2 separate regions of the Mus musculus genome follow, and region 2 is linked to region 1. A link is a loop called in an ENCODE intact Hi-C map of the cell type or tissue named here. Cell type or tissue: gastrocnemius. All regions are shown on one strand. Links, peaks and the distances in the headings refer to the core of each region. The heading gives the core; the rest is flanking DNA. Region 1 overlaps Asic4 (acid-sensing (proton-gated) ion channel family member 4). Region 2 has its middle 16 kb from the start of Des.

Region 1 (9,225 bases), core at 582-8,581:
CATGAAATGACACCTGTGTGGGGCTGCTGGTCTGGATGCTGGCAAAGCCATCCCCAGTCAAGCTATCATCATTGAAGACTGTGCTGTGAAGCTGGCAACCTCAGGCTCCCAGAGGGAGCTAGGTCCAGCTGTTAGGTTCATGGTTTGGTAAATGGTGTCATATAAGTGGGATCTGTGCAATGGCAGGGATACACGAAGCTGTGGCCGCTCAGACTTGGACTGGGAAGGGCTTTTCTGGGTGAAACTTAGATAATGAATGGCACTCCGGGCAGGAGACCCAATATACACAAAGAGGGCAGCTCCTTCCCAGCCTCTTCTGTGCCCCAGGCCTGCGGAAGGGCTCTCTCCACAAAGCTCGTCTGCGGGCATGGCTTACCTTATATAGGTCTCATTGCGGTTGTACTTCCTTGCCAGGTATCTGGCTGAGCCCCTGTTGGGGATCTTGACCATGGAGATCTCTTTGCCGTAACGAGTCAGGTTGCAGGGTGTAGGGCAGAAGCATGGGCCCTCGGAGCCCCCACCAAGGGAGTCTGCAACACAAAGGCACCAGTTGCAGTAGGGAGAATGGCCCACAGGCACAGTGACTATGGGGACAGGCACAGAGGCTATCCTGAGTTGGCATGTCCATTTAGAAGGCCAGATCATTCACCTTCTAGAGCATGCTGATTGAGGTCCCCCTCAGACCAACTTTAAATGACCCATGACAACTGCATCTACACCTACACATCTCTCCCTCTGTCCTCAGATCCCTGGGACAAGGAGGTCCCATGGCTCAGAAGGAAGAATTAGTCAACATGGGATCTCAGACACACAAGCAATGAATTAGGGAAAGGATGCTGGGATGGCTGGGAGGGAGGATGGGTGAATGGATGGATAAGTGGGTGGGCAGAATCCACACACTTGATAAGCTAGGATGTCTCTGCTTGCCCTTTTGGTCCCCCATTTCACTCTCCCCTTGTCTTATACCCCAGGGGCTGGTCCCTGTGGTCAGGCAGGTCAGAGGGAGTTGGAGGACAGGGATCCGTGTGCACTTCTTTCCCAGTTTCTCCAGTTATCAGGCTACAGATAGGGGTTGCATTCTTCTGTGCCACACTGCTCTCAGACAGCCTCAGGTAAGAGCTCATGTTTGCTCTCCATTTCCCTCCTTTCTCTCTCCTTCCTTCCTTCCTTCCTTCCTTCCTTCCTTCCTTCCTTCCTTCCTTCCTTCCTTCCTTCCTTCCTCCCCTCCTCCTCCTCTTCCTCCTCTTCCTCCTTCTCTCTCTCTCTCTCTCTCTCTCTCTCTCTCTCTCTCTCTCTCTCTCGTTTCATGATGCCCCTTCATACCTTCAGGCCTGAGAGTGTCACCTGTTCTGTGGACTCTCACTACACCTGTGGCTCTTTTATCTAGCTGATACATCTGTTCCTTTGTTTAATGCTCTTCAGTCACACACTTCACAGGTGCAGGTGTTATTGGGGTATAGAGGAGAGCCTGGTGTGCTAGTTGGCTACCTCAGCATTTCAAATGCATCCCCAGTGGCCCATCAAATCTAGATTTCTGCAGTGAGTTCTGGTGCCCTGCTTCAAACTATCTGCTCTGCTCACTATCTCACTCGCCTTTTTACCTTGCCTTAAGTCTATGTTGGCTTCCAAGAACCTCCCTCTTCCATACTCTGCTCCCTCCCTTGACCTCTGCCTCCAGCTCTACTGACCTTTGGGTACCCTAGACAAAGCAAGCTTTCTCTAGCCACAAGGTCTCTGGGACATGGGACATGCTATCTCTTCTATATAGAACCCTTCAAACCTTGACTAATGTGTAAGTAGCTTTTCATGTAGAATCTTCCCTACCCTTCTAGACTAGGGCTACATGCCCCTCCCCAGGGCCTTATAACACCCATGAGATACCCCTATTCAAGAACTATTGTGCTGTGATAGCATCTGTCCTTAGTAAGTGTTCATGGTCAGGGCTCTTGGACCCTTAATCTCAATACCCAGAACAAGTTGAGTAAGTCTAGAGAGTCAATCAATCAATCAACAGTTAAGCATGTGGATGGATGGGTGGATGGATGGATGGCGGGTGGTGGATGAGCTGCAGCTCAGGAGAACCATGGAAAGATGGAGTTCATTTTACCCATACTGACATCCAGCAATGTATTTTTCCTAGGGCTCAGGGAGAAGTCATTTTACTTCCTCTGAGTAAGAGGCAGGGGTAGGGAGTTGCGGAGGAGAGAAGAGAGAATGTTGACTGGGAGAACAGAGATGGGCTCCACTCCCAGTCCTGGTTTTCTGTAGCATCTCCATGGTCTGCCATCACTTACCGAGTATCTGAAGCTATAGAAGCCATTAGGACCCACCCCCACCTCCCTCTGAGATATGAACAGAGCTCAACTTCAGCAAGACCTCTCCAGGACAGACTGGAAGGAGAAGTGATAAGACACAGGAGATGAGCACACAGAGGGGTGAGGAATGATGAGAGGCAGGGAAAGGGAAGGCAGCACACACCCAGTGTGTGGTCGGCACATTCAATGTAGATATTTGGTGGGCAGATGGTCTCGTTGCCTGAAAGGAGAGAAGAACAGTTCTGAGATCTACAGTCCTTTCCCTTCTCCCTCACCACACACCTGTGTAGACATCTACATGTATGCATGTTTACACATATGCATAACAGTTCAATGTATATACACACACACACGCATAAAAACAGTAAAAATGCATACATACACATATGCAGGTAATTGCACATTTGCTTACACAATCATGTTACAGTCTTCGGGTCATGCACACAGCCCCAAAACACATACCCACGAATATATATTAGCATGCACGCAAGCATGCACATCTATGCGCTCCCAAGTATACGAACCCATGTGTAAGTATCCAGACATACACATGAGCACACGCTCATGCGTGTAGATGCGTGTACATGTGGTACGCATGCATCTCTGCCTCCTGGAAGTTCGGGAGCTCAGAAGAGTGGCACCAAAGACTGGCTGGAGGTGCCCACCTGGCATGTGCACCATCCGGCAGTGGCAGCGCTGAAGCACGGCCTCCTTCTCACAGCGCAGTCGGCAGGCAGACACACTATAGGCTGAGTAGCCCTGAAGCTCAGGCTCCCTGAGCTCGCTTTCCGCCCGGCAGTTGCCCCAAGGCTGGGGCAGATAAGTTAGCTGCAGAGATGGGGCATGACAAGGTCAAGGCCAAGCGTGTCCATCAGGGCCAGTCCTCCAGTGTCAATAGCCCCAGCCAGGGCCATGGGGCTGGCAGACTGAGTATCTGCCAGGCAGATGTGGCCAGCATCCCTTTAAGCAGTGAGTTGCCCTGTGCCCAGCCTAGGCCTAGCTGGGGATGCTCACCCGCTGTTCCTGGCAGGACACAAAAGTCTGGAAGCCTGGGGACACGCCAAACCCCAGCTGGTGGATGTAGGGCGGCTCCTCCTGGCTGTGGATCTGCACCCGGATCCCTGCCTCGAATGACGTCTCGTCTGCACAGCAGAGATGAGAGGCTTCAGACCCCCCTTCAGGGGTAGAGCCGAGCCCAGGCCCCATCCCTGAGCTGGCCCTTATCCCCTTCCCGCCTGCATACTTGTCTCCCTCCATATGGGTAGGTATTCCTCCTGCTGGATGTCTAGCATGATCTCCAGGCCACTACCCATGCCGCCTGCCCTACTGGGCAGTGAACTCTGAGGATCTGCATTAAAGGTGTAACACTTCCCATAGCGAGTATAGACCTGGAGGGAGAAAGAACACAGCAGACACAGAACTCTTAATATTTTTTTGGCAGGTTTTTACTGTGTAGTTGAGATTGGATCTGCTCCTCCCCAGGGCCTTGCAGTAACCCAGAAATTCCCCTGCCCAAGATTTGCTACACTGTGTAGCTACAAGAACTCCCTGTGTAGCCGGCCTTGAATTCCCAATCCTCCTGCTTTAACCACCCAAGAGCTGGGAGTACAGAGATTCACCACCACACCAGGCTCAGAACTCTTGCTATCCTATCAATCCTGCTCTCCCTTTCCTGAGTAAAGGGTCCTCCTATTGCTACTTAGGGTCTTTTGAGTAAGGATCCTTAAAGTCTGCATCTCCCCCACTCCCAAAACAATTCTAAAATGGTCTACCTCCTCGGGCTCCCTTCATCCATTCCTTTCCTCTGTTTTCCACACAGCAGTCAAAACACTCAAACCAACCAAGTCCCCTGCCAGATTCTAGTCTCTGTAGTGCACACATCATGTTGTAAAACTCAAGTATACACAATAAAGCTTATTTTATTCTTTGTGCATGTGTGCGTGTTTACATGCGGGGGAGGCCAGAGATTAATGCCCAGTATCTCCCTCAATCATTCTCTCCGTTACTTTTGGAGACAGAACCTTCCACTGAACATGGAGATCATCCGTTTGGCTAGGCTGGCTGGCCAGTGAGCTCTAAGGATGCTCTCATCTCTGCCTCCCTAGCACTGGGATCTCTCTCTCTCTCTCTCTCTCTCTCTCTCTCTCTCTCTCTCTCTCTCTCCCCAGTGCACAGATTTTTACATGGATGTTGGAAAGCAGAGTCCTATTTCTTACACAGCAAGTCCTTCATCAACAGAGCCATCCTTCCAGCCCCAACAAAAGTTATTTTTAAGTGAAACTAAACAGTGACAGCTTCTCGTTTCCTAGAGAATAAAGTCAGACACTTTCCTTAGCGTTAAAGTCGCCCTTCAGTGTGGCCCTGGCCCTCTTCCTCCCTCCCTTTCCACTCCTGACTCTGTGACTCAAACATCCAATCCTTGTGTTCACCTCTGGCCTTAGTTGTTGCTCCGTCTCTGGGAGCGGCAGAGCCAGCTGTCCTGCTTCCCCTGTAAGCCTCAGACCTTGCTCCTCCGCTCATCTACCCATTTTACTGCCCATTGCCCACGTCCCCCACTGGAGAGCAAGCTGTACAGAAGCAGGGGGCCTGAATGTTGTTCCATGCATTTGTCCCATCGTGGGGACACCTTATAAACCTTTACTATCTAAAGCCCGGCTCATGTCTCCACGACCAGCATTCTCTCCAAAGGACACCAGATGGCGCTGGTGTCCCAAAGATGAAGGCACGGGCCCGGACTGGGGATTTTCGTGACTGCCTGGAGTCACTGAACAGCTGGAGTGGGAGAGCTACTGAGAAAGAAAGAGGCGGATTCTAGTCGTTGCTCCTCCACCCCTCCCAACTCACCCCACAGGGATGTGGCCCTGGGTCAAACCCATCACAGGCAGAGCCAGCGAGGGGTCCGTGAGCTCCAACATTATCCCCACCCCTTTTCTTGGCAACGTGTTCACACTGTAAAAGCTGGGAAAGGAACCTGAAGTGACTTGGAGGGAAAAGATCTCCTTAGACTTGGCTGCAGCGGGAAAGTGAGAGCCAGAGGCTGAGCAGAGGGTGGGACTGGGACATGGAGTTCTGAAGCAACCTAAGGGGAACACCAGGGACACTTTGAGGGTAAGGTTCTGTCCTCCCTCCTCTGGTGAGTTGGTTACTTGCAGCTTCACCAACCTTTCTTCTACACACACACACCTCCTCCCCAGTACAGCCTTTACCCAAACTGATTTCTGAAACAACAACAAAATACGCATAGCAGGCACCTTGACATTTACAAAACATGAAAACATCCACTGCTACGCTGTGTCATCCACCCGGTGCCTCTGACTTCAGGTGTGTTTGACGACCTTGGTTCCAGAGAAGGAAACTGAGCTCAGAGAGGTGAGGTGACTCTAATGAAGCCGCACAGCTTCAGAGTGGAAGGCTAAGCTCCCCGATACTCCCATCATTCATTGTTAGCATCCTTCCAACCCAAACCTACCCAGCTTCTGCCTCAGGATGGAAAAAGACGGACTGTGCCTCACACTGGAACTTCTTTCCTTGGTTCCTCTTTCCCTTCAGCTCCATTCTTCAGCCCCATCCTCCCAAGGTCATTTGTCTTTCCCTTCCTCACCAGTCCTTCACAGCTTCTGGGTTCTAGTCTCATCCCAACCCCATCTCCGCCTGTACCCTCCATCACTGCATGTCCCTGAGAGCAGGAGTGGGCATCACAGACATCTTAGAGCATGTTAGGCCGGGTGCTCAGTCTAATGGAATCATCACAACTGCCCCCAAGGGCAGTATTACTATCCTCATTCCATAGACGAGGAGACAGAAGCTCAGAGAACTGGACCAGTTTGCAGAGGTCTCCAAGATCGGTGCTCCTCAAATGCCAATTTGTACCCAGATCCCCTTTGTAACGTGCTGGTTCTGGTTTAATACATGGAAGTAGACGGACTCCTGAGAATGAAATTCTGCTTTTTTTACAAATCTGCTGATCTGTGGACTGCACAGTAAGTAGAAAGTTCTAGATGAACAAGGAAGGCATGGTGGCACAAGCCTGTAATCCCAGAAGCTCTGGACCAATGCAAGAGGACTAGAATTCATGGCCTGTCTGGGCTGCAAACTGAGTTCAAGGTTAGCTCTAGCCACTTAGTGAACCTGTCTCAGAAAGTAGAGGGTCATGGGTCTAGCTCAGAGGTGGAGGGATTGCCTATGTTGGGGAAGTCCTAGGTTCCATGTCTGGTGCTGAAACTGAGAATAACTAGAGGCCAAACCAGAGTCAAGCAAGACAGCTTGGGCCTAGTCACGGGCTCTCAAGACATGCCTGGAGAGAGAGGAACCTGAAGTACACGGGATGCAAACCTCCTGGATCTCTAGCGGTGTGGGAAAGGCAGATACAGGAAACATACAAGTGAGTGCCCAACATCCTCCTGTTTCAGGCCGAGAAGATGCTGGAATCCATTCCTGCCAACTCAGCCTGTTTGGAGTGCATGCTTGAGTTGAGAGGCTAAATGAGGCCCAAGCGACGTGAGGGAACCCCGGGTTTGTGTTGCTCACATGACTGTGTCTGCCACGGCCTCCAAAGCTTAGCCTCACTCACAAGTTTTCAACTCCCTGAAGCCTCGAGTCCTACTTCCTGCTTAGCAGAACAAGGGGCAGAGAACAGGAGAAAGGCATCATCAGACATCCTCTTTTTTGTCCCAGGTCAAATCTTTCTTTCTTCCTTCCTTTCTTTCTTTCCTTCTTTCTTTCTTTCTTTCTTTCTTTCTTTCTTTCTTTCTTTCTTTCTTTCTTTCTTTCTTTCTGTCTTTTTCTCTCTCTCTCTCTCTCTCTCCTTCTTTCTTTCTTCTTTCCTTTTAGAATTTCACACATGAGTACGTGTCTCGGGCCCTTTGAGAAGTGCCTTTGATAGATCTTCTCCTTGAACCCTTTCACACAAGCCCCATGAGGTGATCACTGTTGCCCCCTGGGACGGATGAAGTGATTGATGCTCAGAAAGGGAAAGTGGCTAAGCGTGCACAGCGAGCGAAGAGCTGCAGAGATTTGGACAGGGTGGAACGCTGTATACAGCATAATCAGGACTTACGAGATACCTGCTGCGGGCTCAGTGGATGAAAGATGGTTGGAGGCTCCTAGCCCTTGGTGGAACTGCACTGTAGATGTATGTTATGTTTCAGTGTGTGCACACAGACACATGCTATTGGGCAGTGCGAGCCCCCTACAGGGTGGAACTTAGCCCTGACTTGGGAGTTGATTACCTGGCAAATGTGCAGGTGAAGTATACTGGAGAAGGGACAATGCGTGACATAGACAGTGAGTGAAAGTAGCCCAGGTCCAAAGGACACTCTATGGAGACTGGACAGGCCAGACTGGCAGGACTGGGCCACCTGCACAGCTTGGGTCAGGCCCCACTGCTGAGAAGAGCAGGTCGTTGCCCTGGAGACAGTCTTTGGCCCAGGCAGTGATGGTGGAGCCAGCCACCGGCTCCTAAGTGGTACAATTCTGGTGGCAGCACAGCCCAGAGCTTCTTCCATGGAGACGGCACGACTGTTCAGCCACAAGGTCCCACTGGCTGTCCACTCCTCCCTCCCCTGGAAGGATGTGTATACAAGAGTTGGGAGCCTAGAGGCCCAATCATAGAGAACCAAGACGTGTTCTGATGGTGGCAGGGTCATCTCCAGATAACCTCAGCTTCTAAGCTCTGCCCATGGGGCCTTGATCCTATCATAGCCCTAACACCTTCTCTCTATCTCAGCTTCTGATCCCGTGCTACCTGCCCTCGCTGGAGCATGTGACTTTAGAACTTCCTTGAGCTGAAGGTGAACGGCCACCCTAGGACCCTCTGCCAGCTTCCTTTAGCCAGCCCTTGACTGGTTCTTCTCCAACTCTATCTCTCCCTGCAGCGCTGGCCTGAATCACTGCTTGTTTCCTGTTCTAGGTCTGTCTCCTGACTGCTTCTGTAGATCCCTGGGTCTACATTTTCTGGATGCCCAACCAGTTATGCCTCCAGACTCAGTTTCTCTGCTCCTAGCCCTTGGCTAGCCTGTTTATCAATCTGCATCCCTTTCTCTCCCAAAGCCTAGATGCTGTCTGCTTTCTTTGTCCCTTGTCCCCCGTACCTCCATCCTATTTGCTTTCCTCTCTGTCCATCTTCCATGTAAGTATTCAGTTTCTACATCTTGTCTTTCTCCTAGATTTTACTATAGGCCCAAGGTTGCCCCGATGTCCTCCCTGTTCCCTCTCCCTCCCCATCTGCCCGAGACAATGATCAGGAGCTGGGAGAGATCTGTCCAGAGCTTGCTTTCCTGAGCGATGGCTTCTCTCTCAGCCCTCTGAGCTCCATCCATCCACAGTTCCCATTTCCCAAGATAGCTCTCCCTGCCTGGCTGCTGGCTCCCCTACCCCCACCTCACCCCCAGCCCTCCCTAGCTCTTCTTCCTCCCTATAGACACAGAGCCCACAGGGTTAATAGCCAATTAGTAGGGCCAGGGCTCAGCTATGTGGGAGAAGGCCCTGGGCCTCTGGGAGATAAGAAGCAGCCAGAAGCAGCAAGGACCAGGCAGCTAATCCCACAGCTAATCTGCAGCTTGGGCTTTATCTCCACTGCCTTCTGGGCACCCAGCTTCTGCCAAGACCCCAGTACCTCCCGCCTAGCTACTTCTCTGTGGATGGGAGCCCCTCTCCTTTATCCCTCTGCCCTACTCTGTGAGGTCCACCCCTATACCTCCTTCTTAGGTGCCCCGGAATGGACTCCCCTTCACCCCGCAGTACCCTGAAATCCACTGTATACCAATAGAAGGCGTTGGATTCATCTTCATCCAGCCATGACTAGCATCTAAGGTGGGAGCGCTCCTAAGCCATGAGTTTACTCAAGGGTGACCCAGGTTGCATCCCCCCTCTCACCTCTCCAGGGGCAGAGGAAGAAACTCAGCACTAATTT
Region 2 (9,225 bases), core at 859-8,858, 120 kb after region 1:
GCCTTGGCCTCCCGAGTGTGGGGTTAAAGGCCTGCACCATGTCTTGCTTAATTGTAATGTTTAAAGCATCTACTTGTTTACTTATTTGGGGCTATGCTACCGCATACATATGAAAGTCAGAAGGCAACTTGTCCAGTCACATCCTTCTACCATGTGGATTCTGGGTATCGAACTCAGGTCCCTAGATTTAACGTCAAGTGCCTTTACCTACTGAGCCATATAGCTGACCCAGAAGCTGAATCTCATTGACTTCTCTGAGCAGTGTGGTCTGGAGTCTCCACATTAAGAGAAACCAGATGACAGGTGTATCCCATAGAAGAGACATTATCCCATCACATGTTGACATGGCTACTCTGCCAAGCCTCTATGGTACTACCATTCCTCCTGGGGATGGATACCCTGGATCCTTCCTTCCTTCTTTCTCCCAGGTTTCTTGGCTCAGCCTTGAAGCCACTGGCCCTCCCCACAGCTAATGCAGACCTACCTCCTTCTGGGTTCTCTGAGTTCCAGTTTCCCTACCACACGTCTCCTAGTCCCCAGTTCCAGCAGACTACAGGGGAAACCTCTGTACTTCTCTGGGTATCGTGAGTCCTGTGCAGTCCTGAGCTTGCCCAAGGGACAGATGAGGCAGAGCTGTCAAGGCTGCCACCCCAAGGAGAAAAAGAGGTCCCACTCTTTGACCAACCTTGGAAGAGCTTTTGTTGTTTGTTTGATCGTAGTTTGGCTTTTTCTTACTGTATTGATCTCAGATAGGATCTCACTGTGTAACCCTGACTGGCCTGGAACTCCCTCCACAAATCAGACTGGCTTCAAATTCACAAAGATTTGCTTGCTTCTGTGTCGTGAGGGATCAAAAGCGTGCATCACCACACCAGGCATGGCATCAGGCTTTGTGGGCTGCAGAGAGGAGGGCTCAACAGGCTTGGACAGGGCAGGCCCATCAGCCACCCTCAGAGCCAGTTCTTAGTACTCTGCTAGAAGGTGAGCTCTGCTTGCCTCTCCCTTCATGTAGAGACAGACCAGTGGCGGTGATCCTGGGTCATCACTCAGCACTTGCCTCTCCCTGATTCATCTCCATTCCTTTCATCTTTCCTCATCGGCCCTTTTGGTTCCAACTCCTCTAGTTTGGTCATATTCCTGCTGTTCTGGGCCCTTTCCAAATTTCCTCTGAGGCTCTGGGTGCTTTAAACAGGGCCCGAGCGGCTGGCAATGACCTCACAGGGCCACTATGCACAAGCTGCTATTTATAGCTGTATAGGATCACACTGCTCTTCTTCGCACAGCCCAGAGTCATGGTCATCTTAAGGGTCCCCTCAGACTCTGGGGCCTTCTCTGACACTTTAGATCACATCACACAACACAGCCTAAACCATGCTTGCTAGGGGGAGGGGTACTTATTCTCTGAACCATTCAGGTACACACCGAAACTGAAACTCCAGAGAACACCAGACAGGGTCTTGCCATGTAGCCTCTCAGCCTGCACATCAATCCGTGCTTGTTCTAACTCTTTACTCCCCCATCCTCTTAGACCCACTGAGAAATAGTTACACAATGGCTCAAGTTCTACTGGACTCTATAGAGCCTGAGCAAAAGAAAGAATTGGGGAAGAGCAGATAGGCCCTGCCTGGATTCAGACCCTGGGTCGATCCCTCTTGAGGAAGTCTGTTCTCCACGAGCCTCAGCTGAACTAGCCAAATGGCTCTGCAAGTAGAGGTGACTGTTGCCAGACCTGATAACCTGAGCTCAGTCCTTGGGATCCACACGACTGAAAGAGGAAATTCCTACACATTGTCTTCTGACAAAGCCCACACATTAGCCAGGGCCCATGCGCATCCATACGCATGCACACAAAATAAATTTTAAAAATGTAATTTAAAAAAGAAAGTAAGCTGAGCAGTGATGGCATACAACTTTAATCCCAGCATCTGGGAAGCAGAGGCAGGCAGATCTCTGATTTTGAGGCCAGCCTGGTCTGTAGACTGAGTTCCAGGATAACTAGGGCTACTCAGAGAAACCCTGTCTCAAAAAAAACAAGACAAAAGGAAGGAAGGAAGGAAGAAAAGAACGTAGGAGCCAATGAAAGCTACATGTAATACATGCAGTGTAGGTAAGAGGATTAGATTCCAGGTCAGCCTGGGCTATACACTGTGAACTGGAGACCAGCCTGAGCTATGACAGTGAAGGGCTGGGTGCTGTGTTTTATAAACAAGAAAAGGAACCAGGGATATGTTTGATAGAGGTGCAGTATGGTGTGGGGTAAGAGGGTGCCTCTGCTGGTCCATGCTGAAACATCTTTTCCCCCTGAGGTACCAGCCACACGCTGGATATAGTATGGAATAGAATTTACGTAGGTTATGGGGAGGAGAGTTGAGGAGGAAGTAGAGACAGAGAAAGGAAATGGTGGGGAATAGGAGAGGCCGGCCATGAACACAGAGAGAGGGGGAGGGGAATGGAAAGAAAAGGGACAGAGAGGGAGGAAGAGGGGAAGAGAGTGAGGAAGAGGCAAGCAGCCCCTTTTATACTGAGTCAGGCATACCTGGCTATTGCCAGGTAACTGTGGGGCGGAGCCTAAAAGGAATGTTAACACTGGGGCTTTAGCTCCGTGGTAGAGCACTAACACACTTAGGGTCCCAGGTTCAACCCCCAGTACTTCTGGGCCTGTTTCCCCATCTGTGAAAGAATAAGAGAAAAGGAGACCACAAACTAAATGACCCATAGCCGTAAGCTCTCAGTAAGGGCCAGCCATTACCACGTTGTCCCGCCTCTCCACTACAGGGTCTGGCTCTAAATCTTGCGTCTAGCAGGCACAAGGCCAAGATCCATAGCCACAGCCTCCTGACTCCAGGTCTCCCGCTCTTCCTCCCACAGCCTATACTGCCTCTGGTAAGACCCTCGCTGCCACTCAGGAACTGTAGCTCTGTACTAGGCATGGTACTGTGGATCGCTGCCTCCTGACGACCTTGCGAAGCATCGGCTTCCATCTTCCTTTTACAGAGCAGATGGGCGGAGCTTGAAGAGGGGAGTGGTAAGTTCCCCAGGGTTGCACAGCAAAATAAAACAAAACCCACCACCGTGCGACCACATCAAAACCAAACCCACCTGGATTTGGCCCTTCCTAGTGGCCCTAGAAGGTCTGCTCTTTTCTCTGTGTGGGCCATACAACAGACAGAGTTGGCAGCACCAGCCTAGGTCTTTCTCTTTAACTCAGCCCTATAAGGGGATTTCCATGGGAGAAAGTCCCACATTCGGAGTGAGGTTGTTCGGGACAGGCTTCTCTCTCCAACCCCACCGCCCTCCAGTTGGAAGCTGAGGCCTCAGGATGTGTGTGGAGGTGGAGGATGTGGGGGTAGAGGTTTCCTAGCTGTAGGGCAAAAGAGATGGACACCCACACCCACACGCTAAAGCCTCACACTCCCCTTGGTTGCACCCTGGCCACAGACTGCCCCCAACCGGCCTCATCCACACATCCCTTCTAGGTAGGCTGCCTGAAGACTAAGGGCTGGAGCCAGGCTAGATCTTAAAGCCTCGAAGTTGGAAAGAGACTCTGAGGCCGATTGCCAGCTGCTGGGGATTCCCATCACCTCAGCACCCCAACTCCCCCGGGGCAAGAGATGACCCCCAAGAGGCTCTTTTCCCACGAACATCCCAGCAGCGGCACAAGTGTTTCTGCTGCCAGAAGCTGTACCCACACAAGTCCCAGAGTCCTTCAGACCCCCCTACTCATCTTGCCTCGGATAAGTTAGCCCTCCTCCACCCTCCCATGCTGGGTACCGGAATAGAAGCTCTGAGCTCCTACTCTTGGGACTGGGAGCGGCCACAGCCGCTGCTGCCACTCAAGATAGGGGAGGGGCTGCAAGGAGAGGAGGGCCCAGTGGGGGAGGGGACTCGAGTTGCTCCCCAAGTCTTTTCTTCACAGCTCCATACCATCAACAGAACAATACAGTGTCTGGGTCTTGGGGCTCCCGGCACAAAAACTTTGTACGGGGTCAGCATCCTAATTTCTGTCCCTTCTCAGCTTGGCTCAGCATCTCTTTTCAACTGGGTATCTAGCCCATCCTACTCCAACTCCAACTAAGTAGATCGTCTCTACTGGGTGACCCAGCATTCCAGCCTTACTCGGGTCAAAAGGGTTTCCGGCCTGACTTGGGATCCCCACCCCCACCCTGAGGTCTCTGGCCCGCTCCTCTGGGCCTCCCAGTTGCTGGCCCTTTGCAATTCTTTCTCCTGGCACCTCCCCCCAGCCCCGGCCAGATTTAGCTTCTTTAATCTTCCCTGAAATCCAATCCGGCCATTTCCTGAGCACAGGCTGCACTTCCCAAATGGCCTGTCACTGGAGAGGGTCCTGGCCAGGGAGGACTCAACTCTTAGCTAGACTGAAGGAACCCCACTTCCAATCCTGTACCTCCAGTTAAACCTCTCTTCTTCCCACTCCAGAGAAGCCCTGAGAACTCTGGCTATGTAGGGTTCAGCTAGCTACCATTGGCCTCCACAGGCAGGGCCAAGGGGAGCCTGTTGGAATGGGCTCTCTCTCTGCCTGGGGCATCTTTACTCAGAGTTCTTTTCTACCGTGGGCCTCTCCTCTCCCTTTGCACTGCAAGCCTGACCATTCGGCTCTTCCCTTCTTGGAGTGCAGACTGGAACCAGTACACCCAGGCACTCACCTGAGCTCCTCTTCCTCCTGTGTGACCTTGAGTGTGTCGCCACCCTCTCTGGGATCTCCAGGAAATGGGTGGAGATCATAATTTAGACCCTTAGCTTAGAGCCATGAGGAGAAGCTAAGAGACTTCATGCCCCGGACAATTCTGGATACATGACAAGTGTTATTTAGACACTAATGGAAGGGCTGGAGATAGAACTTGGTGTGAGAGAACTGGACTAGCATCCACAAGGTCAGGGCCGACATCCCCTGAACCCCCAAACAGCAGCAGCAACAGCAACATGTTCATCATAGTCTGGATTCTTCTGAGACATTTTAAAAAAGTGTCCAGTGAGAACACCATTTCCTGCCTTGAAGCTCCGAGACTTTCTTCTGTGTTAAGATACCATGGATTGTGAGACACTTCACTTATTTAATAACATCATTTCTGGAGGAAACAACAACGTTACCGTACAAAACGTACAAAACTGTCAGCCATCCATCTTCTGATCGCAGAATGTTCTGGAATGCAATGTCTGTGTGGCATCCCTTCCTCTATCCTTCTTCTCTATCCAGAGACCCCCTGTCCCAGCTTCCTTGTATTTATTTATTTACTTACTTACTTGCTTATTTTGTTTACTGTTGGTGCTTGAAGACTGGGGTTCAAGTCATTTCTACCAAAGGTTAATTTGTTGTTGTTTTGTTTTTTAGCTAACTGGCCCTAGGTTAAAAAAAAAAAAAAAAAAAAAAAAAAAGCATGCATTTCCTCATGCCCCGGTTTTTCCTTAAGCAATTCACAATTGTAGTGAATATTAAACAAAGTGTATGTATATATTTATTCAGCACTGAATTGGATATTCAACACACGGGAGCTATTATTATTGTAACGATTTTGAAACGTTTGTTGAATTGAATCAGTTTTCCCAAGATGTGGGAGGTGGAGCTCTGGTATTCCATGGTCCAGATGCCCTCCAGTGGTCATCATGGGGAACGGCAGGCTTCCTGTAGGCTTTGGGACTCCCCTAACTGGTTCAGAAATTCATTAAACTACCCACACCCACGCCAGGCTCATCCAATCCTCCTGGAATTCTTCACGTTACCCTTCCTTTTAAGGCGACCTTAGGGATTTCTAAAAAGAGAACTGAAGAATATCAGAGATGTCTAGAGAAGCAAGGTTTAGCAATGGAGGCTAATCTAGACACATTGTCTCAGAGTCCAGAGTCCCACTGAAATAGATTGTGTTAATGCCAAAGACGGGAGGAGAAAGACCACTGAGCCAAATCACCAGGGCCAAATTAATTAAAGCGGGCAATTAATCAAAGCAAACTTTTAAATGGGTACATGGGTTTCCTCCCACTGAGGCAGGATTTGAGGTCAGTTTGGATGTGAGGGAGGCAAGGTTTTTATAGCTCAGGGGTAGGGAGTTTTCAAATGGGGGATCTGAGACAAAATAGGCAGCACACAAGCACACCTAGTTAGTCATAACAACCTCTTGTAACAAAGACACGATTGCAAGGAGGTCGGAACAGCAGATAGTCCTAAGAAGGGAGCCAGAACAACCCGTTTGAAACAAAGACAGGGTTGTAAGATGGTTATTAACTTTTGAAAGGAAGACATGACTGCCGTTCCTGGAACAGGCAGTGCAGAACCTTTTGTAGTTAAGGTTGCAGGTGGGGCACAGCCTAGCTCTTGAGAGTCTGGAGGTGTTACCATGAACAGGAATGAACCTACTTTGTCTTTACTGTAAGATGGCTTTTAAGCCTAAAATGGAGGCCGGTTGGTTCTTCAGCGGGTAGAAGGCTATGAGCAGAGCACCATTCCTCTGTGACCCAGACACTGTGGGACTTGGTCTGTGGAAACACCCTCCTGCTGCCGTCGTCCCAAAAATCTAGTCCAGGACGAGGTTAGCCTGAATCCAAGAGTCTGAATCTATGGCTTGACGGATCTATCCTCCGCTCACCCAGGCCGTCTTTCCTTCCTCCATTTATCCATTCATCAATATGTATTGAACACTGGATATGTACCCAGCCTCGTGCTCTAAGTGCTGGGGGTTAAAAAAGATCAATTTAACACAGATACAGACACAGCGACTAAGAGTTGTTCATAATGTCCCAGACACCACATGGGGAGCTAATCCTCCCATTCAAGTGTTTACAGCATCTGTGTGTAGCTTGGAGGGGAGGTGGGAAGCAGTACCAGAGGCAGAAAAGCCAACATCACATTAGATTCCAGATGCCAGATTTCCTGGACAAAACCTGCCTAGGTCCAGCTAAGGTAGAGCCTGGCTCTCTCCTCCAGGGTCACTGTTGTGTTTTATAAAAAAAAAAAGAAAAAGAAAAGGAAAGAAAACAAAGCTAGGGATATGTTGTTTGGTGGAGACATGGTATGGTGTGGGAGAAGGGGTACCTCTGTGGGCTCATGCTGAGGCATCCCTTCCCCCTGAGGTACCAGCCACAGGACAGTATAGTATAGAATAGAGTTTATTTAGGGCATGAGTAAGGGGGTTGAGGGAGTAGAGACAGAGAAAGGCAGAGGGGGTTGGGTGGGTGGAGGAGTAGAGGCCCACGGGGTGGAGAGAGAGGGGAGGGGAATGGGAAGAGAAGGGACAAAGAGAGAAGAGAGATGAGCAAGAGAGGAGGGGCAAGCAGCCCCTTTTATAGTGAGTCAGGCACACCTGGCTGTTGCCAGGTAACTGTGGGGAGGAGCCTAGATGAACCCTCACCCTGTTCCCTGGGAATCCCTCCTCACCTTAAACAGATTCCCACTTCGAAAGGCACCAGAGTACGGCTCTCCTTTTCTGTCACGGCCCTTACCCAGGCCCAGAGCTTGGAGCCAAGTAGGTTTTTGTTTTACTTGTTTGTTTATTTGTTTGTTTGGTTGGTTTTTAGAGACAAGGTTTCTCTGTGTAGCTCTGGCTGTCCCAGAACTCAGAGATCTGCCTGCCTTCACCTCTGGAGCACTGGGCTTAAAGATATGCATCACCACTGCCTGGCTGGGAGCAAGGTTTGTTGATTTTTTGAAGAAGGATCTCACTGTGTAGCTCTAACTGGCCTCATGAAGCCTCCCTGGGATTACAGAGGTGAGCTGTCATGCCCAGCTTGGAGCACCGCCTTTTTAAAACCCATGCTAGCCAAGGATGGCTCAGCTGGGGACTTCACTCACCGGTACTTAGCACTGAAACACAGCTCCCTATTTCTGGTCAGACCCCCATCTGGAATCACAGGAGGGAGGAGGGCTGCAGGTGTTTCAGGGTCTGTCCCTCTGGAAGGTGGCTGGAGGAAGGTAGAGTTGGTAAGCCCATGTCACTGCTGTGTACAGCCTCCCGAGACTGTCCTCCCTTCCTGAGAGTTTCCCAAATGTCCTCCCTCCTGCCTTTTGCTGGGCCCATTTCCTCAGAACCCTTTGAAGCTTCAATAGCACAAACCTTGGTTCCTTCTAGGTCCCCTCAGCCCAGCCAGACTGGTGCTGTCCAATAGAAACATAACAGGGTTGGGGGGTGGGGTGGGGTGGCTCAGTGGTTAAGAGCACCTGAGTTCAATTCCCAGCACCCACATGATGGCTCCCAACCATCTGTAATAGGATCTGATGCCCTCTCCTGGTGTGTCTGAAGACAGCTACAGTGTACTCATATACATACAATAAATAAATCTTAGAAAAAAAAAAAAGAAGAAGAAAGAAACGTAACAGGGGCCACACAGATAATTTTAAATGTCTTAGAAACCACATTTTATTTTAAAGAATGACATAAGAAACAGATGGAATTGATTTTAATAACTGAATATACTTATTCTGTCTGAAATAGGACTTTGGCATGTGATCAACATTATGAACATAGACATTTGTTTCTAAGCTGGCATGGACATTACCTTCTACAGCAGCGCCTCTCGGCAGGCAAAGTGCTTGCTTGAGTGTACAGATACCTTTCAGGAGTCCAGGAGCCACATGGGCCTGCTGCATTGGACAGCAAGGCTCTAGAACCTTCCTTTGCTACTTGGCATGTGCATTTAAAAAAACAAAAACCCTCATGTGGTTCATCATTTCATCTCTGGGTATCTTGTCTCCTTAGGGAGATTAGGAGCTGCCTCTGGACAGAGTCCTATTTTATTCTCCTGCTTATCTCCCATGACACCTCAAAACTGTGCTCCACGCTCAGACGGCGCCCCAAGCGTGTTTGTTGATGGGAGTGAGCGTTGGGGGATTGATTTTTGTGGTTTGGTTATGGCTGTAAATGGTGTTTTATAGATTGCTTCTATAGAGGCTCCCTGCCGCAGTCGTAGCAGAAACAAGCAGCGGCGGTTGTCAGCAAAGGCAGAGAGGCCTCGGGGCAGATGGGGCTCCCTGAATCAGGAGGGGGAAATCCTGCTAGACAAGACACCATTTCTCTAACTTAAAAACCTGTCATTGCTGCCGCTTGCTCTCCCGTGCAGCCCTGTCTCCATCAGACCTGAGATCTAGGCCTTGTCAGGGTACATTACACAAAGGATGTGTCTCCGGTTTCCCACCACCGGCCTCGTAGCTGCTCAGGGTTGAAAAGGAGTTATTCAGGCTGACAAGAGCCTGGCCCACAGCAGATGCTCTGAGCGTGCTGT

What was found. A loop is a pair of places that touch in the nucleus more often than their neighbours do. Peaks named below come from ENCODE experiments on the same cell type or tissue, not always from the same donor. Only the 100,000 strongest peaks of a DNase experiment are listed, where the experiment ranks them.
Region 2: a loop joins it to region 1, with 5 times the contacts of the local background. A loop is called at or near these places in 35 of 42 quality-filtered maps.

What each region holds. Positions count from the first base shown.
Region 1 is chr1:75,463,589-75,472,813 of GRCm38, reverse strand. It overlaps Asic4 (acid-sensing (proton-gated) ion channel family member 4), which reads right to left. Exons shown (of 10, transcript NM_183022.3): 2 at 3,559-3,703; 3 at 3,330-3,457; 4 at 2,981-3,143; 5 at 2,479-2,535; 6 at 377-530. Among named protein-coding and RNA genes, the nearest start is that of Gm32506, 8.7 kb to the right of the region's middle. In gastrocnemius, for the core only: a CTCF peak has its summit at 5,007 (motif pointing right); a DNase peak (open chromatin) is centred at 5,038; H3K4me3 peaks cover 231 bases; H3K27ac peaks cover 927 bases.
Region 2 is chr1:75,339,444-75,348,668 of GRCm38, reverse strand. No RefSeq gene overlaps it. Among named protein-coding and RNA genes, the nearest start is that of Des, 16 kb to the left of the region's middle. In gastrocnemius, for the core only: a CTCF peak has its summit at 3,446 (motif pointing left); a DNase peak (open chromatin) is centred at 5,623; H3K4me3 peaks cover 2,718 bases; H3K27ac peaks cover 4,760 bases.